Regions from separate parts of the Homo sapiens genome. Here region 1 is linked to region 2. A link is a loop called in an ENCODE intact Hi-C map of the cell type or tissue named here. Cell type or tissue: IMR-90. All regions are shown on one strand. Links, peaks and the distances in the headings refer to the core of each region. The heading gives the core; the rest is flanking DNA. Region 1 overlaps SIK3 (SIK family kinase 3). Region 2 overlaps SIK3 (SIK family kinase 3).

What was found. Peaks named below come from ENCODE experiments on the same cell type or tissue, not always from the same donor. Only the 100,000 strongest peaks of a DNase experiment are listed, where the experiment ranks them.
Region 1: it touches region 2 in a loop (2.1-fold over the local background); 2 of 110 quality-filtered maps call a loop at or near these places.

What each region holds. Positions count from the first base shown.
Region 1 is chr11:116,885,026-116,887,843 of GRCh38, reverse strand. The region is part of intron 6 of SIK3 (SIK family kinase 3); the gene reads left to right. Among named protein-coding and RNA genes, the nearest start is that of APOA1, 49 kb to the right of the region's middle. In IMR-90, for the core only: no CTCF peak of the experiment used is centred there; a DNase peak (open chromatin) is centred at 1,413.
Region 2 is chr11:116,983,216-116,986,033 of GRCh38, reverse strand. All of the region lies in intron 1 of SIK3 (SIK family kinase 3), which reads left to right. Among named protein-coding and RNA genes, the nearest start is that of SIK3, 110 kb to the left of the region's middle. In IMR-90, for the core only: no CTCF peak of the experiment used is centred there; DNase peaks (open chromatin) are centred at 1,263 and 1,653; H3K27ac peaks cover 460 bases.

The DNA.
Region 1 (2,818 bases), core at 271-2,770, 98 kb after region 2:
GTTGATTGTATACCACCTAGTTTTTATAATTATGTATGTGTCTTCCTCCTCTCCCCACTAGAATGTAAGCCTCTTGATTATCAGAGCTGTGTTTTACACTCAATACCTTCCATAAAACCTGACAGCCCCTGGTAAGACATAAGCATTCAGTAAGTGTTTTTGAATGAAAAACTGAGTCATCACTACTTAACTATGGAATCTTATATCAGACTCTTGTTTTTTTTTTTTTTTGGGAGACAGATTTTGCCGCCCAGGCTGGAGTGCAGTGGTGCGACCTCAGCTCACGGCAACTTCCGCCTCCTGGGTTCAAGTGATTCTCTTGCCTCAGCCTCCTGGGTGGCTGGGACTACAGGTGCGTGCCACCACACCCAGCTAATTTTTGTATTTTTAGTGGAGACGGGGTCTCGTCATGTTGGCCAGGCTGGTCTTGAACTCCTGGCCTCAAGTGATCTGCCCGCCTCGGCTTCCCAAAGTGCTGGGATTACAGACGTGAGCCACCGTGCCCTGCCAGACTCTTGTATTATATTATTAACATGATCTAAATTATTTATTCATCAAACCACTTGGTTTTATATACTTTTTTTTTTTTTTTTTTTTTAGTGTAGAGACAAGATTTTCATCATGTTGCCCAGGCTGGTCTTGAACTCCTAGGTTCAAGCAATCCGCCTGGCTCTGCCTCCCAAAATGCTGGGATCATAGGCGTGAGCCATCACGCCCAGCCATGGTTTTATGTAGTTTTGTTATATGAGTTATTGTGAAGGTGACCAAGTCAAATGACTTTTAGGTGTAAAAGGGTGTTTTGATCTACTGTAGAGTTTGCTTCCTATTCCTTAAGTAAAATAAGTTTGATCCAGGCCAGTGTTTTTGGATTAAACTTCTCAGAGCATCCCAAAGAGCAGTTTGATAAAACCCTGAGTCTAAATTATAGAAGGATTAAAAGTTGAAACTTGCTGTTTTCTTGAGCTGTTGTGGAAGGTGAAACCTGGCCTGGCTTCATGTGTTGGCAAATATTTCCTCTGATCTGCCCTTCCACCGATGGATGCAAATAACTTAAATTTTTTGAGCACCAGATTCATTCAATATATTTTTTTAACAACATACTTAAAGCCTAGTTTACCCTATTCCCCTGTTGTACCACCTGCTAGCAGACATACTAAGATCGTTTATTTAACTGAAGGAAAATTAATTTACAGTGAAAAAACTGCAGCGTTAGTGAAGGCATAGAGATCTCTTGTGGACAATATTTTTGAGTCTTTATTGATTAGACTTCATTGTGACTTAATTAATTGTAATACTGCATGAGCATTTTATTACTGGGAACGCAAAACCCAGGCTTACATAATGCTTCTGATGGAGAATGTAACCTGCAGCTACTGCCAAAAAGCTTCTACTTAGAGGCAAACAACTCTGCCCTGATAGGCTTACTCATCAAGAACCACACAGCATCTTGCTTGGCTAAAAGCACTTTGTTTAGAACCAATGGGGCAAGGGATTAAATTGGCTCACCCACCAAGTCTCCATATACCGAGGGGCTCAGAGTCCTCAAAGCAGTTTTCTCATACCTTTTGAGACACACTGCACCGCCAGAGAGAAAAATCTATGTAGTGCTTTCATGTCAGTGAATGTAGAAATCACAGCTGATGTCAGAAAAGAGGTTAAGAACTACTTCAGAGTGAAACAGGCCAGCCGTGTTCATTCCCATGACCTAACATAACTAAAAACCAGTAGATAAATAGTGGTACTGCCCTATTTATTATTAGCCTTTTCAAACCAGCTGTCTCCTGGCTTATGGCAACCCTAAATAGAAAAATAAAAGAAGGACATTCCAAGTGGAAGGACTTCAGAGATATGGATAATAGTCAACATTTATTGACCACTTTCTATGTACCAGGCACTGTTGCATTACCTTATTTAATGTTCAGAACAACTGTCTGAGGTAAGCTGTTTTATGAGGTAAACTGTATGAGAGGTTATTTGATAAATAAGAAAACTGAGGCATGATAAGGTTAAGTAACATGCCCAAGATGCACATCTAGTAAGTGGCAAAGCTGAGATTTGAACCCAGGCAGTCTGGCTTCAGAGACCATCTAACCATATGTGTTTGTATTTTCATTCTCAATAAATACATAGTAAGTTAGTCCAAGAATCAAGAGAGTCATAGAATGGATATATTTGTCTGCATCGGGATTACTTACTGAAAAACGAGTAGCAGGAACTCTGTATTGGACCTGGAGGCAGAATTTTCTTAAACTGTAATGACTGATACTAGGAGTCAAAAGATACTAGAATGTAAACCACAAGATGGACAGCCTCCTGTAAAACAGTATAGCAAGCCAGGATCTTTTCAGGGTTGGGCTAGAGCTAAATCTTGGCATCCCTACCCTTTAGGCCAGGATTTCCTGATTTCTGAATTTTAATTCTGGCAGCATCATGCCCACCTAGAAAAACTGATCGAAAGTAAGGAAGTTCAAGAAATAGGTGTCATTTTTCTAATAAATGGATATACATGGGTCAAAACCTTTTCTTTGTGGTCTGTCTCGGGTTGATAAACTTGGTAAAACTGAAGAGAAAAGCCTCTCAGTGCATGTTTATTGATTCCTAAAGAAACTTTTCTTATGGGCTCCATCTCTTTGCGAAAGTGTTCCAGGCCATCTCCCTATGGCCTCTATGTTCAGTCACTGAAAGTGTCTCACAGAATTTAGAGATATAAAGAACTTTATTTCTATTCCAGGATATTCTGATTACAATAATTTGCAGAAACCACTAGGGTTGGAATTTATAGTTAAATGGATAATTCTCCACCTTCTTTTCTGATATC
Region 2 (2,818 bases), core at 139-2,638:
ATGGGTCATTTCACTAAATAAAGTGAGTTACCACAGCCCAGTAGAAACCCAGATCTGGTTGTGTGACCTTAATAGAGGTATCTGAAATTATAAATTGATTTTCTTCCAATAGCCCGCATCTGAAATAACTGGATTGAGGTTCATGTCAGTAAATTCTTCAATTTCTATGTAGGGAAAAATGAGGACCTTTTTGTTTGTAATTATTCTATTTATTGAACAGTTATTAGTTGTACTTCTAATCTGTACTAGAAGACTATATTACAAAGTGTTTATTTTCCCTAAACAATGGCTTCTCTTGATTCGTGTTCATTATTGCCCTAAATAAATTGAAATTTAGAAAAAGAAAAACCCAGTTTTCTTAGTATCATACATGCAAGCTTAAGTTTTCTTATTTGTTTGTTTTTATTTGACATACATGAAGGTTATTTCCAAAGATACAAATGGAGGCCAAAACAGTTTGACATAAAGCAGACCAAAACAGATTGAATTATACTGTACCTCTACACTGACTAGCATTTTGATGTCTAGATGGATAAGTAAGCATAGTGCTAATTTACAAGCGCAAACTCAACTAGTAAGATTAACTAATTTCTAGGCTGTAATGAATTTATATAAATATTCTTGTTATTCAGATGGGAAACCTCATAACTGTGCTGTAGATTAGACTTGCATTGCCTAAAACTGGAGAATGTAACTTTTTTTGTTTTTTTGACAAACCCACAGCCAGCATCATAGAGAATGTAACTTTGCCTCCCAAATCTGTGTATGTCAGATCACTTATAATTGGAGCTGCACAGTTCCCTCTTCTAGGTTTGACTCTTTAAACTTGGTAACATCTCATTAGGCTAAATGAATTCTCCATGCCCTATTGTCTGTCTTGCTATGTTGCCTAACACTTTGATTTTAACATTAGGAAAACAACTACCAATAAACATGAGATAAAACACAAAATAGATGAATACCACTAGCTTGGTAATATAAACCATTATATAACAGGGATTTGCTGCAGACTCTTTTCACACATAGAAAACTTTTCCAAAAGACATTTTTGAAGTTTCGCTATGAAGAAAGTTTGCCAGTGACTGAAAGAACCTTTTGTAGGTCCCTATTTGGGAGTGCGGTAACTGGTGCTTCTGGACTCTATACACAGAGATCCAAGGCTAGGAAAATATCTCAGGGTAAAGCTATCTAAGTTTTGTATCCAAAAGCTATTAATTTCTTCAGTTATGAGAAGAAACCACAAATTGCGTAATGGCCTTGGTATTTTGTTGGTATGGAGAGAAGGATGATCTCAGAAGACTTGTAGGCCTGTCTTGGGGTGTCTGTGGTGTGTGTGTGTGTTGCTTTTTTTCCAACTTATAAAAAAACTCAACAATCAATCTTAGCCACGTTTTTGAAACCGTAGATATTCTAAGTTAGCAAATCCAAATCAGTACACGAAACAACCATTTTTGCCAGCACCAAATGCATACTTTGCTGAGCTTTCGTATCTGGGCTCCAGAGTTTATTCATAGCAAATTCTGACATCTGCTAAGTTCTATTATGACCCAGAGGGGAGCGAAGTGAAGTAGGATGAAGAATCTGGAAACGCATGCTGCTTATAGGGTAAATTGCATTGAGGAATTTGCATCCATGTAGCCTTTCCCCTTATGGACCACTGTGACGTTTAGTAGGCTGAGCTAAAAGGTCATATTGCTCAAGATGAATAACAATAAATGGTTTGTTCAGTGACTTGTTAAGCCTACTGCCAGTGCCTACTAATAGCCAAAATAGCTATTTCTCTTCTGGGATATATGAGTTTGGCTGTCATCTTTTTGGGAATATGGTAATTTGTAGCCATCACTTTCAGTGTGGTGGGGAGATCTAACATTTAAAAGTTCTTATCCCAGTGGTTTACAGATCCCTTTTCCCCCACAAACCGCTGCTGCTTCTTTTGAACCTTGAATGCTACCATGGTTTAATTTTTTTTTTTTTTTTTTTTTTGAGTCAGGGTCTTGCTCTGTCACCCAGGCTGGAGTGCAGTGGCATGATCATGACTCACTGCAGCCCCAGCCGCCTGGACTCAAGTGCTCCTCCTGCCTCAGCCACCCAAGTAGCTGGGACTACAGGCGTGTGCCACCACACCTGGCTAATTTTTAGATGGGATTTCGCATGTTGCCCAGGCTGGTCAAGCAGTTCTCCCACCTTGGCCTCCCAAAGTGCTGGGATTACAGGTGTGAGCCCTCATGCCCGGCCTTCCTTTGCTTTGCTTTTCTTCAGTTGTGGTTCAGTTCTAGACCATGTTTACAGTAGATACAGGGGCACAGCTCCCAATAGTGTTTAAAACATGTGAAGTATCGGGGCAGAAGTTAGCACCTCTAATAAGTTTAAATTCCCTCGGATTTGCTTTATAGGAAGTATGTTAAGAACATTTTCCAGAGCATTTTCATTCAACTGATATATTTTACATAGCTGCCTTATTAAAATACAGATGTATTCTTGAAATTATTGACCAATTTTTTTTTTTGAGATAGTCTTGCTGTGTCGCCCAGGCTGGAGTGCAGTGGCACAATCTCGGCTCACTGCAACTTCTGCCTCCTGGGTTCAAGCGATTCTCTTGCCTCAGTTTCCCGAGTAGCTGGGATTACAGGCGCCCTCCAACATGCCTGGCTAATTTTTGTATTTTTAGTAGAGATGGGTTTGGCATGTTGTCCAGGCTTGTCTCGAACTCCTGACCTCAAGTGATCCATCCACCTCAGCCTTCCAAAGTGCTGGGATTACAGGTGTGAGCTACCATGCCTGGCCGATCAATTTTTTTTTTTTTTTTTGAGACAGAGTC